Linked DNA regions of Mus musculus: all the other regions are linked to region 2. The links are chromatin loops, found by intact Hi-C in ENCODE. Cell type or tissue: left cerebral cortex. All regions are shown on one strand.

What was found. A loop is a pair of places that touch in the nucleus more often than their neighbours do. Peaks named below come from ENCODE experiments on the same cell type or tissue, not always from the same donor. Only the 100,000 strongest peaks of a DNase experiment are listed, where the experiment ranks them.
Region 1: it touches region 2 in a loop (2.3-fold over the local background); 4 of 42 quality-filtered maps call a loop at or near these places.
Region 3: a loop joins it to region 2, with 6 times the contacts of the local background. A loop is called at or near these places in 5 of 42 quality-filtered maps.

The regions. Positions count from the first base shown.
Region 1 is chr12:110,275,181-110,277,680 of GRCm38, forward strand. Dio3os (deiodinase, iodothyronine type III, opposite strand) reads right to left here. Exons shown (of 4, transcript NR_002866.2): 2 at 2,371-2,500; 3 at 1,446-2,246; 4 at 204-397. Among named protein-coding and RNA genes, the nearest start is that of Dio3os, 1.6 kb to the right of the region's middle. In left cerebral cortex, a CTCF peak has its summit at 1,047 (motif pointing left); no DNase peak of the experiment used is centred here.
Region 2 is chr12:110,046,288-110,048,787 of GRCm38, forward strand. It overlaps Gm34719 (a long non-coding RNA gene), which reads right to left. Exons shown (of 3, transcript XR_873006.3): 3 at 141-536. Among named protein-coding and RNA genes, the nearest start is that of Gm40574, 23 kb to the left of the region's middle. In left cerebral cortex, no CTCF peak of the experiment used is centred here; DNase peaks (open chromatin) are centred at 1,442 and 1,725.
Region 3 is chr12:109,973,960-109,976,459 of GRCm38, forward strand. No RefSeq gene overlaps it. Among named protein-coding and RNA genes, the nearest start is that of Gm34667, 49 kb to the right of the region's middle. In left cerebral cortex, no CTCF peak of the experiment used is centred here; DNase peaks (open chromatin) are centred at 1,406 and 1,827; H3K27ac peaks cover 346 bases.

The DNA of each region.
Region 1 (2,500 bases), 230 kb after region 2:
GTGGGCAGGTGGAGGGCATATTCGTTAGATGCCACACCCAAAAGGGGATGTTCCACGGAGCCAGTCCTAGATGACCTCACTCAGGCCTGCTGCCACCAACATGTCCTACCTTGCTTGCTTACCGCCGCCGTGTGCAGAGGGCAGAACGACACATCTAGAAATTCTCCCCAAACCCGGTTTTCAGTAAGTCCACACTGTACACGTTTCTCATTGCACAAAGCTTTATTGGGCCCCTCCCAGAAGTCTCTCCAAGGGATCCCGCCTGGGCCAGCCTGGGAGGTCTGCTGGGCAAACACAGAAATGCATCTGCTGAACAGGCTGCTGGCCACTGAGGAAGAAGGGCCAGGAAGAGGGAGTGTGCTCCTTCAAGAAGAGTCCAGGCAGAAAGTGGGCTCCCCTGTATGAGGAAGGGTGGGGCCAGGTCAGACCAGGGCTTTAGAAGAACAGGAGGACTATAGGGGTGGAGGGAGGAAAGAGAAGGGCAACAGGAACACCATGGGTGGAAGTTCAGAGGAAGGAAAACCTCAAGTGTCCAGAGACCAGGGTGGGGGAAGCAGACCAAGAGCGACAGGAGTGACGGTCAAGGAAGACTGAGCCCATGTAACCAGGGCATGATGAGATGGGGTCAGACCCAGGGCACAGGACTGTTATTCTCTGATGCTCTTCTCTAAATCTAGGGGCTGGGCCATCTTTTCTGAGTGCGTAGGAAATACCCCGGCTGGGAGACATAGAAGCCAGTGGCAAGACCCACCAACCTGCATGGGTGTCTCCTGACAGCCTTGGGAATGGGAGGCAGAGACTATGCCTGCCACACACTGCACACCAACCCCACCCGGAGGCTAGGAGATGAAGGGGTTAGTGTCAGGCCCTCTAAGCACTCCTTCCCTGGCAGACCACTACTACCCAAATCTTGGGAGTGGAAGACTGGCCAAAGGCCAGTCCTCCTCAGTCATGCCAGGACCTTGGCCCTCCTCCTCCACCAAGTTGGTCCAAGATACCAAATGGACCCAGCCCAGTGCATCCCTCCTTTCTCTCCCTGTCTGCCCTCTGCTGGAGCTGGGAGAAAGCAGGCAGGAGAGCCCAGAGCATACCATCCCACCCCGGCTCTTGAAACAGGACAAGTACCCCAACTTGTGTCCCTTCCCAAATCTGCCAGGTCCACTGAGGCCTACACCCCTCATGGATTTCAGAAGAGTCTTGGCCTTGGGCCAGTATTCATGTTCTAGACCACTGGGACAAGACAAGATAGTTTAAGTAACTGGTAGAAAGGCTGAGAACTACAGCTAGTTAGGGGTGCTCCCCTGAAGGGCATGGGAAAAGAGGACTGGGGAGGAAAATAGAGATGAGGAGGAACCGCAGAAAGGTAGGGAGCACTGGTGTGGTTGTCAAGCCAGGTATGTGTCCCCAAAGCCAGAATCACTGGCACCCCTTGGGTCTTTCCTCACCTGTACAGGATGCCAGGGAAGTCGAAGGCCTGGGTTCTTCATCCAAGGCTCTGGAATCCTGAGGTGTGGGGTGTAGCCTATTTCCCACACAACACCCGCCCCTGTCCAGAAATGTGGATGGCAGGGTTTCCCAAGTGTCCCATATCAGAAAGGGGTGATGTTCAGGGGTGACTGGTCCCATAGAGCAGGACCAGAAGGACTTCTATCTGTCCCAGACTATGGCTGCCACATGGCATATGCACCTACACACATAATGCGAGAAGGGGAGGATCGGCCTCATATCCCTGTCCCAGGTCCTTATAGGAAGAAGCAGGACACAAGCCCTAGACTGGTATCTCCCAGAGATGAGGGGATCTTGGGCTGAAGAGAACTATCTCTTGCTCTACCCAAGACAGCGCCCAGAAGCTCCCAATCTGTCTCTCAGACTCTCCAGCCAGAGTCTCTTCTCACTTTACCACCTAAGTCTGAAAGAGAGTGGGGGGGGGGTTGATCTGTAAGCTCAGAGGAGCCCTGCTTAGGGATAGAACCATGAGTGGAACCCCCAGCCAGGCACGTTCAGGGAGATTTCTGAAGTCCTCCTGAAAGACCTTACAAAGAGTGCTAGAAACAGCAAAGGAGTCTGATGGCTTCCTTCAGGTGGGAAGTGCTGATGTTTACTCCCTTGCCCCCAGAGCAGAGACATCCTCTGACCCAGAGGGAGAAGAGCCACTTTCACAGGCTGTTCACAGGCAGCACACTCCAGATCCAGCTGCTCTGGCGGCCACAGGTCCCGCGACCGAGGGACTCCCTGGGCAGAGCATCCTGCCAGGACAGCAGAAACCAGGTGGTGAGGGCGGGCGCCTACCTGGGCGCCCTCTGGGCTACTTGAGGTCGACTTTTCCGGACAAGTTCCATGGCTAATGGAAAGTGGTCTGACTGTGCTCACCCTCCCGAGACGCCAGCGCGGTCTCTGGTAGAGAAAGTTAGGTAGCTGGTCTCTCCCGAGAGGGCGATGCATGGGACGCAAGCAGCTGGAGCTGTAGTATCCGGCTGGGGTCCCGTTACCCCAGAGAAGG
Region 2 (2,500 bases):
ACTCACCAACCGTTCTTGGAAACAATCTCAAGTTGTGCTGAAAGGGTTAAGCCTAGCACCCAGTCACCGGATCTCCAGCTGGGGAAACTGAGTCACGCTACCTCCAAGGGATTTGTTCCGTTGGAGCTGGAGAAGGGGGGATGAAGCAGTTCAGAACACTGTTGGGACCTCTCCCTTCCACCTGCTCAGCAAAAGATTTGCCAGAGAGGAAGCACTTCCGGAAAGGTCCCGGTGTCAAGAGCAGCTCCTAAGCGCACGCACGTTCTCCTCAGCGCTCCTTTGCCAGGAAGCCTCCAGAGCATTGTCACACTGAGGTGGAAAAGAAACACCAAGCACAGGAGGAAGCACTGGCTGGGTGGGGAGCTACAGACCTAAAGGAGCGGAAGCCATTTAATCCCTTTGCCATGAGGACTCCTTGTAATTAAGATCCTTGGGAACAAAGTGATTCCAGGGCATTTCATGGAAGCTCTGTCTTCACACAGTTCAGGTCAGCTGTAGGCACCGGCGTGGTCCTAATTGATGGCTCCCGTTGGGTCCTGAAAGAAAAGACGTAATTGGGGCCACACAAAACATGTCTCGCCCAATTACAAGAATCGGCACAGACGGGCTGACCTGTGACCTATAAAACAAAATTAAGATTTTTTTCCAACCTCACCAGGAGGTGTGTTGTATGTGTGTGTGGCAGGCCAGCTGCCCTCGGCTCCCAGTTCCCCAGTGGTGAGGAGACAGAACACATTGGGAGCCCTGGGAACAAGTGCCACAGGCTTCAAGTGGCTGTTGGGTGGCCTTTCAGTTGGGGGCCAAGGGTGGGGGCTGACACTCAAATTTTTGTCCCAGATGCCCAGATATATGTGGCAAATGAGCAAGTTCTTTTCTATTGGGCCCTGGGTACCAGCAAGCCTGTTCTTTATAAACAAACCAAAATCGCCAACAACCCTGAGACGTGTTAATTATGTTTAGCCAGAAAAATTAAAGGGACTCGGGAGGGGAGGGCTGTGGAAAGGTCTTCGGTGTCTTGAGAAAGTATCCTAGTCCCAGTCCCCACAAGCCTACTCTCTTCCTGCGAACCCCAAGCAGATGTCCAGACTCTAGGGCAAGGGCTGAGCCCGGGTTCTCCAAGGCTTTTCTCCATCCACTCTTCAGCCTCCTCTCCTGGGGAGCTGTTTCCCATCTCATAGGGAGAAGCCCTGTGGATGAATCAACCATCCTTCAACCCATCACCCATCAGGAACCTCTGACAGCAAAGAGGTGGAGGCAGGCCCTCAGCTCCCCAGGAAGACACCCTAAGAAGTGGACCTTTGCCTTCCTGCAGCAAGTGTGGAGCCAGGAGAAGTGCAGTGAGCAGCCAACTCCCTTCCTTCTCTCTGCAAATCAACACGGTCCCCCAGACTTGCTCTTGGCACGCATTGCTTAACTGCTGCTGTTTTCTCTGAAGTCGCTGCAGAGAGTCAGATAGTGAGCTGGCATGCTCTTTTGAAATGTTTACCGTGTTCCTTAAAGCAAGGGACACGCTGGTTCCTAAACTAATTTGGGGTCGCTAGATCTTTTTTCTCCTTTTGGAAAAATCTCTGCAGTAAACACAGGACTTAAGTATAACTCAGATGCATCGGGGAGTCAAGTAAACAGACCCGGGGCTTTCGGGAAGACAGACTCGTGTAGATCTGCCCAGAGAAACTTATTCTCAGTTCCCCCACAGAAAGGCAAAGCAGTATGCGATCATTAAGCTGTAACAAGGAAGCACAGCCTGAAAACTGGGCGATAAATACCATCTGCTCTTGCCTTCCGTACAAGGAACCCCGAGAACGAACACCCTAGGCTCAGCAGCCATGCTGCACAGGCTCCGCTGACATGTGTAAGGAAACACTTTCACATGCAAACTGCTTTGGAAAAAGAGATTTTTATTTGTAAAGTGTGTGAGTGTGTGAGAGACAGAGAGACAGAGAGGCAGAGACAGACACACACACACACACAGAGACAGACAGACTGTCTATTGGTCTGTCTGTCTGTAACTGGGGGAACTTGTAGAGGTCAAAAGCACTGGGTATCCCAGAGCTGGAGTTATAGGCAGTTGTGAGTCACTCAACTCAGGTGCTGGGAACAGAACTCAGGTCGTCTACAAGAGCAGTAAGCGCTCTTGACTGCTGAGCCGTCTCATCTCTCAAGAAAAGCCATGCAAGACGACCAATTGGAAAAGAAGCCTCAGCATCTCAGCCTAGCAGATAGTACAGTCCATAAAAAGTAAAATAAAATAAAATTAAAAAGGAAAGAAAATGGGGGGGGGAGAAAGAATTAGAACTCGGAGCTTCAGGATATGCATGTAACTTTCATGATAATAAAATAAACGAAACGCATCCACATAAGCCTGAAATCCCCGCACTCAAATTGAAGCTCGGGAGTTAGGATGACATTTATATGAATTTCACGTGGTATTTTGATTGCATGTCCCCCCTCCCCCAAGGAGTTCAAAGGCATTTATAGATACTCTGAGGATTGCTCTGAT
Region 3 (2,500 bases), 72 kb before region 2:
AATCTACTATGCCTTGGGTGCTGTCCTGTGGAGAAGTCCCACTGGGAAGGGAGGGGGGGACCAGATAGGCATTTGGAAGGAGCAGTTGACTATTTCTGACTCCTCATTTGTCCCTTCTGACTGTCCACTCAGTCCTCATTTTCGGCCTATGTCAGGGTCAGAGGCAAAATAACCACCCTGACCATGCCATTTGGGACACGCAAGATGCAGTCCGAAGACACCTGAAGCAAGACCTACACTTTGTGTTCTAATAGCCTAAGCCCTGGCAAGGGCCACATGTCACCTAGAGGCAACCCAGCTTGAGATCTGGGCCTATGGGAAGCCCAGGGTTATATGTGGCACCTCCCCTGCCTCACCACCCAGGCAGTGAGACGACCCCAGCAGGAGGGGGAAAGCAAGGCTGAGGAGGGCTCAATTGGGGGGAGGGAGGGTGACGGGGAGGGAGGGTGGTGGGGAGGGGTTGGTTTCAGAATCTAGGGAGGTCGTGAAAAACCCACACCCTGTCCTGTGTTAAGATGGCCTGGCCTGCCAGTTCAGCTCCAAATGTCATCCACATGGTCACTTGCAAACAGCTCTACAAAGCAGCCTCCCAGCTCCCATCATGCCCTGTTCTTCTGTGCACATAGACCCAGCCTGACGAGAGTCAGCTTAGTCCACCAGGAGGTGCAGATGTATGCTCTGAGTCCGGGACTGTGGGAAAGGCTTCATCAGAAACGTTTGCTAGGTGCCACAAGGGAGATGGGAGCCTTCAGAGCAGATGAAAGGAGAGAGCTGTCTCTTTGTTGTCTTATTGGTCTCTCTGTGGAGAGACACCCTTGCTGTGCTAACAGGCAGCTCTCTTGGATAGAGGGGAGGAGGTCTGGGAGCCGTAGTACCTGTGCTTGCCCCAACTCTTCTGTAATCACACACACACACACACACACACACACACACACACACACACACACACAAGGCAGAGTCCCTTTCTCTGGCCCTTTCTCTTAAGTTTCTCCTTCTGAACAAAGCTAGGGATACAATCTCTTTGGGACCCCCTCCATCCCCACATTAATCACTTTGGTTTCCGGAAATCGTGAGGATGGAGCATAAAGGAGTATCTGTGTCTAGCTCCTGCCCCTGAGGTCACTGCCCAGCCACTTTCCACAGCCTCAGCAGCATCCCTTCTATCTTAGTGGCCTCTGTGAGCCTCCAGGGGACCCTCTGAAGAGTAGCAGGCAGAGCTGAGGACATGACCCCCACCTGGAAGACAGCGTTCTATCCTACAGAATGCTGCCAGGAGGTATGTGGGCAGAGCGGTAGCGGGATGTGTACTGAGGCCTCCCCACACTGTTTCCCGTGTACCTGCCTACGTGACCAGAACCTCTCAGAGGCTGCTCTCTGTGTGAGCCCATCCTGCGATCGACCAGGCTCCACAGAAGGGAAAGCAGGCTTTCCAGTGCCTGCTGGCTGCCCAGGTGGCTGAGAGCCCATCTTCAGAGCCTCTGGTGGATCTCACTTCAAATCTGGGAGCTCAGACCTAAGTGAAAACCCCAAGCATGGAACAAAGCTGCTACTTAAGAGTGGATGTCCTTGGGTTCCTGGAGGTCAAACCTTGACTTGATCCAGACTGGAGAAAGGCCCTATTATCCCAGAGCCTTGTTATCTGGGAAAGTCCCAAGGTGTCGAGGTGGGAGAGGTCAGCTAGTGGCATCCATACCAGCTCCCTTTGGCTCATGGTCTCATGAGCCAGGTTTTCCGGGATGTGTGACCAGCAGGAGACCGCCTCCAGACAGCTCCGATTGTCCACGCCGCATGGCAGCGTATTGTGCAACGGCCCACTGAGTTATCTCTCCTGGGTGCCAGGAAACAATTGTCCCATCTGGCTTGCCATCTGGGCCCAGAGTCCATGCCAGCTGGGCACTCAGTCCTGAGCCGTCTTCCTCTGGATGTCCAGTATCACAGAGCATAGAAGTCCTGTCCGCCCACATTTCTATGCCCCACAGTAGGCTGCCCATCCCATGAACATTAACCTCTCACCCCAGCTTTATGCCTCTGACACTAAGGAGTCCCCCCCCCCCCAAGCTTCTGGAGCTGGGCACAAGGCAGCCCCAGACTCGGGGAGATTTCTGAGGCTCTCAGAGCCAGCCTGAAAGCCCCCAGGCCTAGGGAAGCGCGTACCTAGCAGTGATGACCTTAAGCCACTCAGCTACCTCTTGTACTTTCTTATTCCATACTTTCTTTGGGTAAGTCCTGGTCCTTGCAAGTACTGCTCTCTTTCAGTCTTGGGTGTGGGTGTGCTGCAGGAGAGAATAGCAGAGAGAGGAAGCCAACACAGGCCATCAGAGGCCATTGGTGTGCCCAGAGGGTCAAGCTGCCTGTAGAAGGAGCTGCCTGAACCCAGAAAACAGACAAGTTCCTGGAGGAATGGTGGACGTTGATGATTAAAATGGTCTCCCAAGGGCCAGCAGTGTGGGGCTGGGTAAAGACCTGAGTTAGGATCTCCAGCACTCGCATTACATAGCTG